2 separate regions of the Homo sapiens genome follow, and region 2 is linked to region 1. Evidence: chromatin loops called from intact Hi-C (ENCODE). Cell type or tissue: Caco-2. All regions are shown on one strand.

What was found. Peaks named below come from ENCODE experiments on the same cell type or tissue, not always from the same donor. Only the 100,000 strongest peaks of a DNase experiment are listed, where the experiment ranks them.
Region 2: it touches region 1 in a loop (5-fold over the local background); 12 of 110 quality-filtered maps call a loop at or near these places.

The regions. Positions count from the first base shown.
Region 1 is chr2:42,824,778-42,832,777 of GRCh38, reverse strand. It overlaps the pseudogene CHORDC1P1. Among named protein-coding and RNA genes, the nearest start is that of TRI-TAT2-1, 18 kb to the right of the region's middle. In Caco-2, CTCF peaks have their summits at 3,754 (motif pointing left) and 4,994 (motif pointing left); DNase peaks (open chromatin) are centred at 3,737 and 4,977; H3K4me3 peaks cover 224 bases.
Region 2 is chr2:43,020,176-43,028,175 of GRCh38, reverse strand. It overlaps LINC01819 (long intergenic non-protein coding RNA 1819), which reads left to right. Exons shown (of 6, transcript NR_110585.1): 6 at 1-323. Among named protein-coding and RNA genes, the nearest start is that of LINC01819, 15 kb to the left of the region's middle. RefSeq lists enhancers at 357-1,172, 1,173-1,989. In Caco-2, CTCF peaks have their summits at 3,516 (motif pointing left) and 5,739 (motif pointing right); DNase peaks (open chromatin) are centred at 3,515, 5,835 and 6,135.

The sequences.
Region 1 (8,000 bases):
AGTGTATCTAGTAAAGGTATAGGGGTGTCTTTATGTCTTTGTTTATGAAGATATACTCATCTAAGTGTCTGTGTCTATGTTTCTGTGTGTCCAATGATAAGAACAACTGGCATCTATTGAGTGCCTTCTGTGTCAGGCATTAAGTTCTACAGGTATTCACATGGAAACATACACATACGTGGATGTAAATGGCAAGTACACATCCAGCCTGATTTACGATATCATAGGCATTGTTCTAACACTATAAATAGGATTAAGTTTGGGAGGCCGAGGTGGACATGTTTCTGGGGGGTCCTTGCTCCCAGAGCTCCCAAGATGGTGGCAGGTGGCTTCCAAAATGGCAGCCGGCTGCTTCCAAGATGGTGGCAAGCCTAATGTTCTCTGACCTGGGGTTCTTGGCCTCACGGATCCCAAGGAATGGAATCTTGGGCCATGAGGTGAGTGTTAAAGCTCTATTAGAAGCCATGGGTTATGGAAGAGAACCGTGGAAACCAGTGACTAGTGTTCAGCTCGATCAGGATGAACCCGGGCACTTAGCCATGAAGGAACAATGGCAAGCCTTTAGCCCCATCGGGAGTGGCAATGGGTGCCTCGCTGGATCAGGAGCACAGCGGACACCCTGTGTCTGGAGGGATGGAAGTCAGCGGCGGGTCTGCCATGGCGGCAAACAGCAGTGGTGGACGGCGAGCGAAAGCTCAGCTCCAGCCGTAACAAACACAGACCAGAAGAGAGTGCTGTTGCAAGATTTAATAGAGTGAAAACAGAGCTCCCATACAAAGGGAGGGGACCCAAAGAGGGTAGATGTTGACGGCTCGCATGCCTGGGTTTACATCCCGATCACTGTCCCTCCTGCTGTGCTCTCAGGAGACAGATGATTGGCTATTTCTTTACCTCTTGTTTTTGCCTAATTAGCTTTTTAGTGAGTTATCTTTACTACCTGATTGGTCAGTGTGAGCTAAGTTGCAAGCCCCGCGTTTAAAAGTGGACGCGGTCACCTTCCCAGCTAGGCTTAGGGAGTCTTAGTCGGCCTAGGAAATCCAGCTAGTCCTGTCTCTCAGACGGATCACTTGAGGTCAGGAGTTCGAGACCAGCCTGGCCAACACGGCGAAACCCTGTCTCTACTAAAAATACAAAAATTAGCCGGGCATGGTGGCAGGCATCTATAATCCTCGCTACTTGGGAAGCTAAGGCAGGAGAATTGCTTGAACCAGGGAGGCGGAGGTTGCAGTGAGCTGAGATCGTGCCACTGCACTCCAGCCTGGGTGACAGAGCCTGACTTCGTCTCAAAAAGAAAGGATTAAGTAATTTCATCCTTGCAACAACTACATGAGGTAGCTATGGTTATTTACCCCACCCCACCCCCACATCCAGCCACATGTGCCAGTGAGTACCTGTAAGTGTGGCCATCTGCCTCAGCCCTGCCCAGTAAGACCCCCTTCCTGAGGGAGTCACGTGAGGGAAAGCAGTGAATGAAACCCACCACCAGCCCCTTCCCCAGGTTCCCTATTGGCTTGAATTGCCCATGTCACATTTCCTCCAGTAGGAAAGGACAAATGAGGAGCCTGGACAAGAGCCCACCAATCACAGCCTTCCTTTCATCCTATGAATTGGTCTTGCCTTGGCCCCAGGCTAAGAGCCTCCTTTTGAGAGTCCTTGAGCTCTGCAGGGGTTCCAACTGGGCCACGCCATCTTTACATAGGGGTGTGATTTTTTTTTTCTTTTTTCTTTTTTTTTTGCTGAGTGGCATCTACTTCTGACTCATGGCGTATCCTCCCTGGAAGGACAGATCCTAACACCAGCAAGATAGTGAATTCTCCTTGTGGATAAACCCCCCATGTTTTATGTGTTATGTCTCCTCTGGTTGCATTCGCCAATGTTGGTAACATTTGAAGCTTAAAAGGATGATATTTGAAAAATTTTGGGCCAGGCACAATGGCTCACGCCTGTAATCCCCATACTTTGGGAAGCTGAGGCAAGGGGATTGCTTGAGCTCAGGAGTTCAAGACCAGCCTGGGCAGCACAGCAAGACCCCATCTATTGAAAAAAAAATAGAAAAATTAGCCAGGTGTGGTGGCACACACCCCTAGTCCCAGCTACCTAGAGGCTGAGGTAGGAGGAGCACTTGAGTCCACGTGTTCAAGATTACAGTGAGCTATGATCGCACGACTGTACTCCAGCCTGAGCAATAGAATGATATCCTATCTCTTAAAAAATAATAATAATAATTCTGTTGCCCGGGTTGGAGTGCAGTGCTTTTCTCTTTTGCCTTGATGGGTACATGATCTTCATCTTCATTGGCCTGAGGCATGCATCTCTGCTTAAAGAGAGACCAGGATTAATGTTTGATATAGACAGAATGCACAGAAGAAAAAATGTGGTAATGTTTGGTATTTGACATGCAAAATAGGATTATGCTGCAGATCAAAAGTCTTCTAAAGCAGGCTATTCTTTTGAGAGCATGTTTCCTGGATTCCCTCATCCCTCTCCTTGGGTGTGGCCCTGGAATTTTATGTAATGGATGACTGAGCAAGAAGAGGAAGAGTGTTGGTCCCCTCCTTCCTGCCCAGGGGATGGTACGAAGGGGATTAGAAGGATAACAAGCAGAGCCAAGCACTGGCCCACTCACCCCTCCCTGAGAGAAAGAAGCCCTTGTCCCCAACTCACATTGGAACTCTGGGAAGAAGTGGCATCCCAGGCAGCTGCAAACCAACTCGGCCTCTGCCTCCAGCACCAGGGCTCCCCGGTAAGGGAGAGGCACCACTAAAGTTCAGCTTTCAAAGCCAACTTCCATTCCTGTGAGCCAGCAGCCCTACTGGGGCCATGGTGGCACAGCTAGGAGACTTGGTGGGGAGGAGGGGCCCAGGTGCAGGAGGGCTGGCCAGCCAGGGGCGCCACATGGGCTCTAGTCAGATCAGGAGGGACTGGACCATGAGTTTCATAAACTCAGCTTCTAGTATGATCAGTGGCCAGGAGGGACAGGGGACCTTGCTGGGTCTAGAGGACACCACACCCCAGGATCCCAACTCATGCCTCCTACCAGATGCCACACAAGCTGCCCTTGACTGTCTACAAAACCCCAACAGCACCACAGTGGGAGAAGCTGGGCAAAGCAGTCTGAGAACTAAGCATTTTATCCAAGAGAAATTAATAAGATCACTTAACAAGACCGGCTAAACTCTCTGGCCCCAGGATGTTCAAATCAAGTTGAAAATTTCATTGTTTTTCTCGCTTATCATCAGGCAGGGGTTGGAAGAAAGGCCAGATTCATTATAGACTCATAAATAAGGAAATTACCTTTTTTTTGCACAAATAAATTATAGAGTGAATTAAGTTTTCAACTCTGTTGCACACACAAAAATAGAGGAATTCCTGCTGCCCCACTGCAATGCTGGCTGACTTTTCCAACCAAAGACAAGGACCCAAGCCTTCTGGATCCCCAGTTCCCTCCTCCAGGTGGTGGGGGACACCGTTGTGGCAGAGAGAGGTAAGGTCCCCCTTCAGCCTAAGTGGTCACATTAGCCCTCTTGGGCTCATGCACCAGATCCTGCTCTCCTGGCTTATCTGTGTTTCTTTGAGGGGAGGAATGAGATTTTCATTTTCTTTCCAGGCCCTTCCCATTCAGGGCATTTCAGATCCCTCCTTCCCATGACCCCTGAAATGAATTGGGTGAAGAATGGTCCCCTGCCCTACACGCTGCATGTCTGGGAGAGGCCAGAGGTGGAGCCGGCACATGCAAAGGCAATGCTGCCACCTGCTGGCGCCACGAAGAGACACAGCAAAGGTGGGCAACCAAACCCCATTAGCCCTGGGGGAACTGCACAAGGATGTCTTGCAGCTGAATGGTACCTTTTTCCAATGCAGCTTCTTACCTGTTCCCTCATTTAGTCATCCAGTATGCCGGCTGGAACAAGAACATCATCCCATTTTATGGACGAGACAACTGACACCCATGAAAGGGCAGAATGCTGACTGAGGTCACATGTGTGGGGATGGCTTGAAGGCAATGCTCAGTCTCCTGCTTCCCAGCCAAGAGTTGTGTCCCCTCGTCAGTGCTCAGATGAGGTGTCTCAGAAAACGAGGGACCCCTATGAACAAGGTTTACGGGGCCATCCTCAACATCCAGGGAGGAAGAGTGAGGGCGGAGGGCACCAAGCAGTAATGCCCACCCTGCAGCTGGCTCAGGGCCTGATACACGTGTACAGCAACTCTGTTTCCCAAGGGTTCACACACCTTCCACACAGATTTTGTGGGTTTTTTTGTAGAGAAGGGGGTTTGTCCTGTTGCCCAGGCTGGTCTCGAACCCCTGGGCACAAGTGTGATGTTACTTTTCGATAAAGATCTGGAAGAGCTGACTCCTGCCCTAGGCCCGTGAGTCCTAATCTAAAAAACAGACGGTGAAAGAGGCAAGAGTCATCTTCCCAAATGGCAGCTGCAGGCGAAGTAGGTGGGGGGAACTCGCAGACGATGTTGTGTGGTCAGCAGGTGTGAGATGACCGGGCTGCATCCTCTCCCGCTGGGTGCTCAGCACTCGACTCTCCTCTTTGTTCCTGGCTCTTCCAGCCCAGGTCTTCATTTGGCGGAAACAGCCTGGAGGACAGAAAAAGTGCCTCTTCTCTGCCCGAGACCCTTCCCACGCGCACACGCCATGGGGAAGCAGCTCTTCCCTTTTCCCGACGTGGGAGATGACTGGGCCGGTGGGAAATCCCATGATTCCCCGGCAGCGGTCCATGTCCCTCCTGACAGCGGTCAGCGGTCAGCCTCACTTCCAGGACTCTGCATTGTCCCAAGCCTCCTCCTCTCCAGACCTTCTTCGCACCTCTCCCCGCGATTCTTGTCCTGGTAGGGTCCAGGAAACGCTGAAAGCTACGGATAGGCCCCCACGTTGCCCCGCAGGGTGCGGATGAAATCGCTGTCGGAGGCTGGTCCTGTGGCCGGCCCTGCCTGTCTCCTGGACCGAGAGGAGCCTTCTATGGCAGAGCCGCAGCGCCACCGTGTGGTAGAAGTCCGTCTGCACGGCCAGAAACGGCGGCTCAGAGCGGGCCCACAGAAATCCTTGTAATAGTCCACTGTCAAGGCCGGTGCTAGCGACACGGGAGTGGCAAATGCACCCTCTTGCCGTTCCCGGTGTTTGGGCCTTGCCTGTGACGGTGGGAAAAGAAAATGGCCTTGCTGTGCTACAACCGGGGCTGCGGTCAGCGCTTCGATCCTGAGATCAATTCCGATGATGCTTGCATATGCCACCCAGGTGTTCCAGTCTTTCACGATGCATTAAGGATTGGTCTTGATATAAGAGAAGAACAATTGATTTTTCTGATTTCTTAAGCATTGTAGGCTGTACAAAAGGTAGACATAATAGTGAGAAGCCACATGAGCCAGTCAAACCTGAAGTAAAGACTACTGAGAAGAAAGAACTATCTGAATTGAAACCCAAATTTCAGGAACACATCATTCAAGCCCCGAAGCCAGTAGAAGCAATCAAAAGGCCAAGCCCAGATGCACCAATGACAAATTTGGAATTAAAAATATCTGCCTCACCTGATAAACTTAAACTGTCATCAGGGAATGAAGAAGATAAGAAAGAAGAAGAGGCCAAGCGTGGTGGCTCACGCCTGTAATCCCATCACTTTGGGAGGCCGAGGCGGGCGGATCACAAGGTCAGAAGATCAAGACCATCCTGGCCAACATGGTGAAACCCCGTCTCTATTAAAAATACAAAATATTAGCCGGGCGTGGTGGTGCACACCTGTAGTCCCAGCTACTTGGGAGGCTGAGGCATGGGAATTGCTTGAACCTGGGAGGCAGAGGTTGCAGTGAGCCAAGATTGCACCACTGCACTCCAGCCTGGCAACAGAGCAAGACTCCACCAGAAAAAAAAAAAAAAAACAAAAAGAGAGCAACAAGACTGATGAAATTAAGATTGGGACCTCATGTAAGAATGGAGGGTGTTCAAAGACATATCGGGGTCTAGAGAGTCTAGAAGAAGTCTGTGTGTATCATTCTGGAGTACCTATTTTCCATGAGGGGATGAAATACTGGAGCTGTTGTAGAAGAAAAACTTCTGATTTTAATACATTCTTAGCCCAAGAGGGCTGTTCAACAGGGAAACACATATGGGCTAAAAAGGATGCTGGGGAAAATGTTCCACGTAGAGAGGACTGGCATCAGACTGAAGGTGAAGTTACCATTTCAGTATATGCTAAAAATTCACTTCCAGAACTTAGCCGAGTAGAAGTAAATAGCACGTTGTTAAATGTGCACATTGGATTTGAAGGAGAGAAGGGATTTCATCAAAATGTGAAATTATGGGGTGTGACTGATGTAAAGTGAAGTTATGTAACTATGACTGCAACAAAGATTGAGATCACTATGAGAAAAGCTGAACCGATGCAGTGGGCAAGCCTTGAACTGCCTGCAGCCAAAAAGCAGGAAAAACAAAAAGACAACACAACAGATTGAGCGGGACATGGGAGGAAGGCTATTACGTATTTCAGAATTCTTAATACTGTGTGAAGTGGTGACTTGCTGCTGTCATCTTTTGTTTTGTTGTTGTGTTACTCAATCGGGCATTTCAGGGTTAACATTAGGTTCTTAAAAGCCAAAGTCAGTTTGTCTTTTTGTGCCTCTCACCTTTCTTTTGTGTTATGTAAGATTGATTATTCGTTTCTCCTTACTGGTAGGAACCATAGTTGTGTCCTGTACTTGAAGAAGCTAGAAAATCTCCCATAACCATAATTGCAGTATTTCTTCGTATTTCTCTGTTAAGCAGAGAAATATTAAGAACATGATATTTACTTCTTTCTATTATTCCATAATTAGTAAAGGAAGATGAAGTGTCCATTTTTAATCAGTTTTTACATGGATTTATGTTCTTACATTATTTGAAAATATTTAAGAAAGAGATGAAGCTCTGCAGTTTTTTCTATGTGGGATGATTACTTTTTTAAGGAAGATTAATTCTGAGGTAGTGTAGTAAGTAAAGAGGAATATATAAATTGTTTAACAAATTAGAATTTGTTTACAACTAATTGAATTTTTAAATTACGTCAAAACTTACATTACTTGCCAAGCAGTATGATGTAAGAGTATAGGAAACATAAAATAAGAATACAGAGGTATCAATTTGGTTAAAATTCACCATTTTAGGCTGGGCACGGTGGCTCACGCCTGTAATCCCAGCACTTTGGGAGGTCGAGGTGGGAGGATCACAAGGTCAGGAGTTCGAGACCAGCCTGGCCAATATGGTGAACCCTCGTCTCTACTAAAAATACAAAAAAATTAGCTGGGCATGGTGGCACATGCCTGTAATCCCAGCTACTTGGAAGGCTGAGGCAGGAGAATTGCTTGAATCTGGGAGGCAGAGGTTGCAGTGAGCCGAGATCACGCCACTGAACTCCAGCCTGGGTGACAGAGCAAGATTCTGTCTAAAAAAAAAAAAAAAAAATTCACCATTTTATAAGACTAAGCAATAATCTTAAAAATCTCTTTCCTGAATATTTAAATGTGTTTCTATGGTGTTATGACTAAACTGTTAATTATTTAGAGATTAAACCCTCTTAAAAACCTTTAATTAGTTACATATAGAAAGAAATTATAGGCCGGGCGCAGTGGCTCATGCCTGTAATCCCAGCACTTTGGGAGGCCAAGGAGGGCAGATCATGAGGTCAGGAGTTTGAGACCATCCTGACCAACATGGTGAAACGCCGTCTCTACTAAAAATATAAAAATTAGCCAGGCGTGGTGGCATGTGCCTGTAATTCCAGCTACTCGAGAGGCTGAGGCAGGAGAATTGCTTGAATCTGGGAGGAAGAGGTTGCAGTGAGCCGAGATCACGCCACTGCACTCCAGCCAGGGTGACAGATCGAGAATCCATCTCAAAAAAAAAAAAAAAAAAAGAAAGAAAGAAATTACATATATCTTGCCTCCCTGATGGAAAACTATATAAAATTGTAGACTTAAAAGGTTTGTGGAAATACATTAGGATATCAGAAAACTAAATATAT
Region 2 (8,000 bases), 200 kb before region 1:
ACTTAGCGCGTGCAATCAAGGATCTCCAGATGGGGATAACCCAGGTGTGCCCAACCTAATCTCAGTGTCCTTGGAAGAGGGATGCAGAAGGAGTCAGAATCAGAGAAGAAGGTGACACGATGAAGGAATCCGAAATTAGAGTGATGCTCTTTGAAGATGGAGGAAGGGACCACAAGCTGAGAAATAGAGGTGGCCACTAGACACTGAAAAAGGCAAGGAAGTGGATTCTCCCCTGGAGCCTCCAGAAGGAACCAGCTCTGCCGACACCTTGACATTAGCCCATTGAGACTGATTTAAGGGCTGCTGGCCTCCAGAATTGTAAGAGAATAAACGTGTGTTGTTTAAGGCCCTTGGTTAGTAGCGATTTGCTACAGCAGCTGCAGAAACCTAATAAGTATAGGTTCCACCTAGAGACGCAGAACTAGCCAGCGGCCGATCCTGCTCCGGGACCCTGCAGGCCCCAGCTCTATGGAATCCTGTCGCACACGGGATGGACGTGGGCTAGAGGCGGAGGTGAGGCCCCAAGGAGGCCCACAGACCAGGGCCTCCAGGGAATGTGCGTGAGTGCGCAGGGGTGCGTGTGTGAGAAGGGGAGGAACTTGTCTTCTTCGTGCATTGGGGATTTTCTAGGCAGACAATCCTCCAAAGTCATGTCAACATTTTTCTCTCCAGGAAAAAATAACTCAAGTCTCTATCAGAAACGTCAGAGTTTCACATGCACACCAGTAGACAGACTTGTGGGTGCCAGCGAGAAATGAGCTGCACCCTGGCCCTGGGCACCTTTCATCTTCAGCGGGCGGGGAGCTAGGCAGAGGGGGTGGGGGGAACCAACACAGCCACTGTGGACACATTGTGCCATCTGGACTTCCCCAGAGCTCTGGGAGTCCTATGGCGGGAGTGGCCCCACCCCTACCACACAATGCTTCCCACTTCCACCAAATCTCTGGGAAGATTCAACACATTTCTTAGCAGCCGAGAGCCATTGGAATTTCCAGCCTTATCCCAGATGTGAGGCTGACCACGATGGGAGTTTGGCTTTGTAAGGCATCTGGGGGGCTGGCAGTGCCCTCAGGCCCCCCAGCACTGGCCCGGCTGGGCTAACGTGCGTGATCCTCCTCACTCTGGGTCCTGCTGTTGGGCTTTCTGTGGCGAGCCGAAGAGAGCCCATGCATGTGGTTTTCGCACATGTGGAGAGGGCTGGGGGGCCTGAAGCCAGCAGGGTGGAGCCCCACAGTCAGGAAGAGACAGACAGCCTCTGGGGCCAGGAGTGGGGGCCGTGACAGGACGGGAATCCAGAGGGGTAAGGGGACTGAGGGAGAGCCAGAGAGGAGCGTTCAGGGAGAGTGGACACAAGCCTGAGGTCTGGCGGGGGCTAGATGTGGAGCCGGTTGGGTGGGGATGAGGGAGGCTCAGGGGTTTAGGGGCTCAAGGGCTTGGTGTGAGCTGGGGTCATAGCTGGTGCCTGGCCACGGGCTGCTGGGAGGGTAGGAAGCGAGGACAATGACCCTTTACCCAGCCAGTGAGCCCTAGTTCCTGGTGCCAAGAGCTGCTCACTCCAGGGCCAGTATTGTGGGAGGCAGGTAGAGAGCTGCAGTGGGGGAAATGCATGCCCATGGCTGGCTCACCCGTGTCGGGGAGAAAGGCAGTGGCCATGAGGGAAAGCACAGGGGAAAGCCCTCCAGGGCCAGCGGGCTCTTCAGCAGGAATGCGGGTCCTCAATGGGTGAAACCATGGGGGGAATAGGAATGTCACCCCTTTTTGCCAGTCTGTCTGTGATTGTCCTCTTTGTTAGAATAATGGCCCCCTGAAGATGTCCACATCCTAATCCCTAGAACCTGTGAATGTCACCTCAAAGGCAAAAGGGACTTGTAGATGTAATTCTGTTAAGGGTCTTAAGATGGGGAGATTATCATGGATTATCTGGGAAGGCCCAACATCATCACAAGGGTCCACATAAGAGGGAGGCAGGAAGGTCAAAGGCAGTGAAAAGGCATGTGCGAGCAGACAGAAGGGAGACTTGAAGATATCACGTGCAGCTGATTTCATTTGTTTGTTTTTGTTTAGAAACAGGGACTGGCACTGTTGCCAAGGCTGGAGTGCAGTGGTGTGATCTCGGTTCACTGCAACCTCTGCCTCCTGGGCTCAAGTGATCCTCCCACTTTAGCTTCCTGAGTAGCTGGAACTACAGGCGTGTACCACCACACTGGCTAATTTTTAAAATTTTTGTAGAGATGGGGTCTCACTATACTGCCCAGGCTCAGCTGACTTTGAAGATGGAGGCAGGGGCCCCAAGCCAAGGAATGCAGGTGGCCTCTAGAAGTGGGAAAGGCAAGGAAATGGGTTCTCCCCTAGATCCTCCAGAAGGAGAGCAGCCCTGCCAACACCTTGTTTTTAGCCCAAAGATGCTGATTTTGCCCTTCTGGCCTCCAGAGCTGTATAAATTTGTGTTGCTTTAAGCCGCTAAGTTGGTGGCGATTTGTTACAGCAGCAGTGGGAAGTAAACACACCTTCCCATCATGTGGTAGGCTCCAGACTCTGCCCTACTCCCTGCGGCAAGGATTTTCAGCGTGACATGGGTAAGGGGCCTCCCTTCTGCCTGCCCCCCAGCACTGACTGAGCTCCAGTGCAGGGCCTCAGGCCAGGAGCAGAGCTAGGCCTTGTCCAGGGCTTTTCCTTGCACTTTCCCTCATGGCCACTGCCTTTGCTCACCCATGGGTGAGTCAGCCATGGGCATGTGGTTCCCCCACTGCAGCTCTCTGCCTCCCACCATACTCTGTGGCTCCACTGCCCCCCGCAACAATGAGAATAATGTTTACCAGCTACAGAGAGAGAGGGAGAGGGAGAGAGAGAGAGAGAGAGAGAGAGAGAGAGAGAGAGAGAGCGCGAGAGCGAGCGAGAGAGCGCTCTGGAAGGCCTTGCTTCCTGGGAACTGGTTGTCAGCAACACCTGCTGTAAATGAGGTTTTAACAAACAAATTCAGGGTCTGTGCTAAGGAAGGGGCAGGAGGTGGCCAGGTTGGGTCAGTGTGTGTGGACATGGGACAGTACAGACGACCCCACATCCCTGCCTCCTAGAATGTTGAGATGTCAAAGCATCCCCTTCCCCAGGTCACTTATTTTTCTCCTCTCTCCTTACAAGCCCAAGCATAGACAACTATGCACAAATGATGCAGGACTCACTTGCACACAGATATACGCAGGGCCACAAGCAGTGCCAACATGTGCGAAGATGGAATGGGCAAACATACACGCAGAGACACCACCCAGCACACTTACAAACATGCATGCACCCACAGACACCTACACACCCATAAATGCACATACACCCACTTCCCGCACTTACATACCCCCACACGGATGCACACAAATACAGACACACCTATGCATGAGTCAAGACCACCCATGCAGTGGACCCCTGGACATCTGTGAGCAGGGCGGAAGGTGCAGGGCATCCTTCCATTCCCTCCCCCACCCCAAGCCCTCTGCTCCCTGCTCTGGAGACCTCTGCTGGTGAGGCCAGGAACGGACGGCCAGCCCCTCCTTGGCTCTGGAGCTGAAGGAGGGGAGATGGGAAAAGAGGGACCAACCAGGGCCACCTCCCAGGCTTTCGGCACTGCTGACTCCACCTGGCCCAAAGGACTTTATTCACTCTCCAATTCCAGCACCGAAGGAGAGATTTCTCCTGCAAAGATCTCTCTTGGGCTTTTTGCTGACCCAGGCCCACCCTGTTCTATCAGTGGACACTTCTAGTGTTTCTGCTGCGGAGGAGGGGGTTTCCCTCTACAGAACAAGGCTCCTTCACTTTCCCATGCTGGCTCCTCACACCCCCCTCACCCCCCCAGGGCTGTTTTGTGGCCGTCCTGGGCAGGCAGTCTTCCTCCCTGCTGCCCACTGGATATCTGAGTGGGCTCGTAGCTCCCTGTTCGAACCTCCACCCCCTATGGCCCCTCATAGGTCCTACCCTCCTGTTCTCAAGGGCTTTTTCTTTCCATTTTGTCCTGCAGGAAGGGGAGGAAGTGAAGATCTTCAGACTAAGATGGATGAAGCTGAATTCAGATCTCAGCTCCAAGGTAGGATGGCAGCTCTCAACAGCTCTCAGCAGCTCTTAACCTCTTGGGCAGCTAACCTAACTGCCCTCAGCCTCAGTTGCACCAGGTGGAATGGAGCTTATGATAGTGCCCTGGCAGGGAGATGAAATGAGATAACATGCTCAGTGCCCAGCACCCAGAAGCTTCCCAGGGTGCCATCTTTCGGAGGCACTCCAACATCACTGGAAATAAAAGGAGACCAAGAAAACCATATCTGCAACTCCTCTATGGGACAGTTGCATGTTTTAATGAGTGGTTTGCAATAGGGTGATTAGGGATACCCCCAAAAGAGCAGGCTAGTATAATAGCAGTCAGTCTCTAAGGAAGGTGGGGAAGGTCTCTGCAGAGTTTTTGTCTCATTGGGGTGAGAGCTGAACCGCTCAGAGGAGATGGAGTGTTGCTAACAGGGACCCTCTTCTCTGCCTACTTGGTAACGGGGACCCTCTTCTCTGTCTACTCCCTCATTCCTCCAAGCACAGATCAGTTTCTGCTACACTAAAGTGGAACATAGTAAAAGAATATGGCTTTGGTAGGATATGAAATTATTCACCTGCCTGGAGTCTCCATGTGTTTCCACTGGGCCCTTCTTGTCAGGTAGAAGTCAGTTGGGTCTGTCTCCAGTCTTGGCACTAAAACTCTCTCCAGATCCTCCACTCAACCCGGCCTCCTCACATCCTCTCTGCCTAGTCTCTGTGCTCACATCGCTACTTAACTCATCACTCCACACCTCGTTCCCCCAACCTTAGGCCACTGGCACAACCCATTTCGGAAGCCTCAAGACTTCTTCAAGGATCAGGATTTCCATTTTGGGGAAATCAGATAGTTCTCATATACTAGCCTGTTTGAAATGGCAACAGGAACAAGAAGCAGCAGCCACCATCCTGCTCAGAAAGCATCTCATGACCTTTCCTTTAAATATCTTCGTCAGGCTGTCCCGACTTTCCAATGGGTTAGATTTCAAAATGTTTCTATGAAGTGGTTTGGCATTTCACACAATGAGCCAATAGAAAGTCGAGAACTCAGGGTTATGAATGGGGCTCAGTTTTCCAGGTTGGGGCATAATAAATGCCCATTAAACCCATCTCAAAGCTGGGCTGCCATTCAGCTACACGGGAAGGACAGAAAACCCTACTGTTGCAAGACCTGTAGTAGAAATGGAAAAATCACAATGCGGATCTGGAAAAGTCAACCTATTTTCTCTTGAAAACTGATGCTTGAAGGAAAGCAGGGTTCTTAACAGGAGGATGGGCAGATGGGTGTGGCATTCTGAAGGAAAGTTTTCAAGGGCTTTTGAAGTCGAAAACTTCTATTCTTCATCATTCTAGTTATCTCTCTGACTTTCAGTCTGCCTTTTTCTTGACTTGGGGGTGGGCCTGCCCTGTCTCAGTCAGCACGTTGGCTGGGTAGACTGAACATACAGTGGGAAAAGGACCTCTTGAGGTAATTGGGGTAAGGTCGGAAGAAAGGGAGATGACCGAAGTAGGCTCTGGGATTTGGAATTTCTGTTTTAAAGATGGCCTGAGGAAGAATGAGCAGAACTGAACCCATTACAGTTTAAAACAAAAACAAAAAACAGGGAAGAATAGAGAGATTACGGAACATGTGTGACCGCCCCCCCCCCCCCCAACCTCCCAGACAAGTTCCAAGGCTGACCACCAGGTGACACCACAGGCCCAGGACAGCTTGGTTGCTGTCTGCAGTCAGTGGGGGACCTCAAGTAAGTTGGGGAGCCAGCCAGCGGTTCAGATCCGCCTTCATTCTGACTGCCCTGGAGGCAAAGCCAGCCAATGCCCTTCTCCTGCTTTCCCGGGTCACCACCTGGGCTCTCCTGAAGGGATTCTGCTGATAATCAAGGTGAGGTGGGGTGTGGAATGGTGCTCAGAGGGCCAGGGTCCAGGGAGAAGAGGCTGAATGAGGAGCAGAGGAAGGGGCTCGGGAAGGCAGTCACAGAACCCGATAGCAGAGGGGATGGAAAACAATGAACCTTTATTGAGAGTCCGCCCCCACTCACAGGTTCTGGCCAAGGGAGGCCCAGAGGGGAAATCAAGCAGCCCCACCCACAGGGCTGCCCACAGATGCAGGTGATTCACAGTTTAGGCTGGGCTGATAACAGCCCCCGCCAGCTGAGAATGGGGCCTTTGTGCAGTGCCGTCCTCGGGCCCCCTCGCAGCTGGGCCGGCTGCAGCAAGCCTGGGAGGAGGGCTGGATGGCAGGCGGCGGCGGGGCTGGATGGGAAAATGCGGAGAAACCCAGCAGCCTCCGCGGTGAAGGGAACTTTGAGGTGCCACAGGGCACATGTGCAGGGGAGAGAGACGGCGTGGTTGGAGCACTTTCCTTCCAGATTTTCCATCTCAGCTGTGTCCCCCAGCCATTCACTCATTTCCCCAGGGATAAAAAAAAAAAAAAAAAAAAAAAAAAAAAAAACGCGGCTTGCAGTACTAAGGGTTGCGAATGGCTCAAACTTGACTTGAATCAGCTTGGTGAGAGGGGGATGTTGACTATTGGCTCAAGCAGGGCAAAGACAGAGCAGGCCCTGAAGAGGCCAGAATGAGGCCTACTCACCCACCAGACTATCACCTCCTGTCTCTTCTCTCTCTGTCTCTCAGAGGTGAGCAACACCCTTTCTTCCGCAAATGGGCTTTGTGCACCCTCCTTCCCCTGCAGGAATAATGCCTGTGGTCGGTTCAGCATTACATCCTCACAGTCTCATGACCAGAAAGGAAATTGTACTGTCTGCTACCAGGCTTGCTTAGAAAAAGTCCTGAGGGGAGTTTGAGACCGTCCTGGGCAACATAGTGAGACCCCGTCTCTATGAATTTTTTTTTTTTTTAAGTTAGCCGGATGTGGTCGTGCGTGCCTGTAGTCCCATCTACTCCAGAGGCTGAGGTGGGAGGATTGCTTGAGCCCAGTTCAAGGTTGCAGTGAGCCATGATCATGCCACTGCACTCCAGCCTGGGCAACAGAGCAAGACCCTGTCTCAACTTTTTTTTTTTTTTTTTTTGAGATGGAGTGTTGCTCTGTCGTCCAGGCTGGAGTGCAGTGGTGCAATCTCAATCTCGGCTCACTGCAACCCCTGGCTCCCACGTTCCAGCGATTCTCCCACCTCAGCCTCCCGAGTAGCTGGGATTATAGGTGCACCACCACACCCGGCTAATTTTTGTATTTTTTGTGGAGATGGGGTTTTGCCACGTTGGCCAGACTGGTCTCAAACTCCTGACCTCAGGTGATCCACCGTCTTGGCCTCCCAAAGTGCTGGGATCACAGGTGTGAACCACCATGCCCAGCCTTCAACTTTTTTGAAAAAAAGAAAAGAAAAGCAAAAGGCCTGAGGAAGAACCCTGATTGGATCCACTTGAATCATGTGTCCAGTTCTGGGCAATTGCTGTGGTCAGAGGTCATTTTCCCAGATTGAGTCCCTTGCCTGCCCCTGTGGCCAGGGGGAGTGGGGCACATGGCAGACAAATCCAAGAACCTTCTTGCTGTGTACTTGGGGTCTCATGTGGCAGAACTGCTAGTTGGCCCCCAGAACAATTTTCCCTTTTCTCTCATAGACCAAAAGGTGTTTACTGGAATAAAAACTACATTTTCCAGGCTCCCTTGCAGCTAAGTATAGCTACATGTCTAACAGTTCTGGCCAATGGGATATGAGCAAAAGCATTGTCTGTGACTTCCAGATGGTGTCCTTAAAAGGAGAGAACCTGCTTCTGGGGCCCTCTCTCCCCAACTTCGTGCAGGCTAGAAGCCTATGTGATGGAGTGTCATCTTGGATCCTATGGGTGAGGGCAGGACCAGAGGGATGGCACATCAGTAAGTGAGTTAGAAGAAGTACAAGTGCCTGATACTATTTTGATCCCAAACTGTCTATGCCTGGACTGTTGCACAAGAGGAAAGAAACAGCGATCTTGTTTGAGCC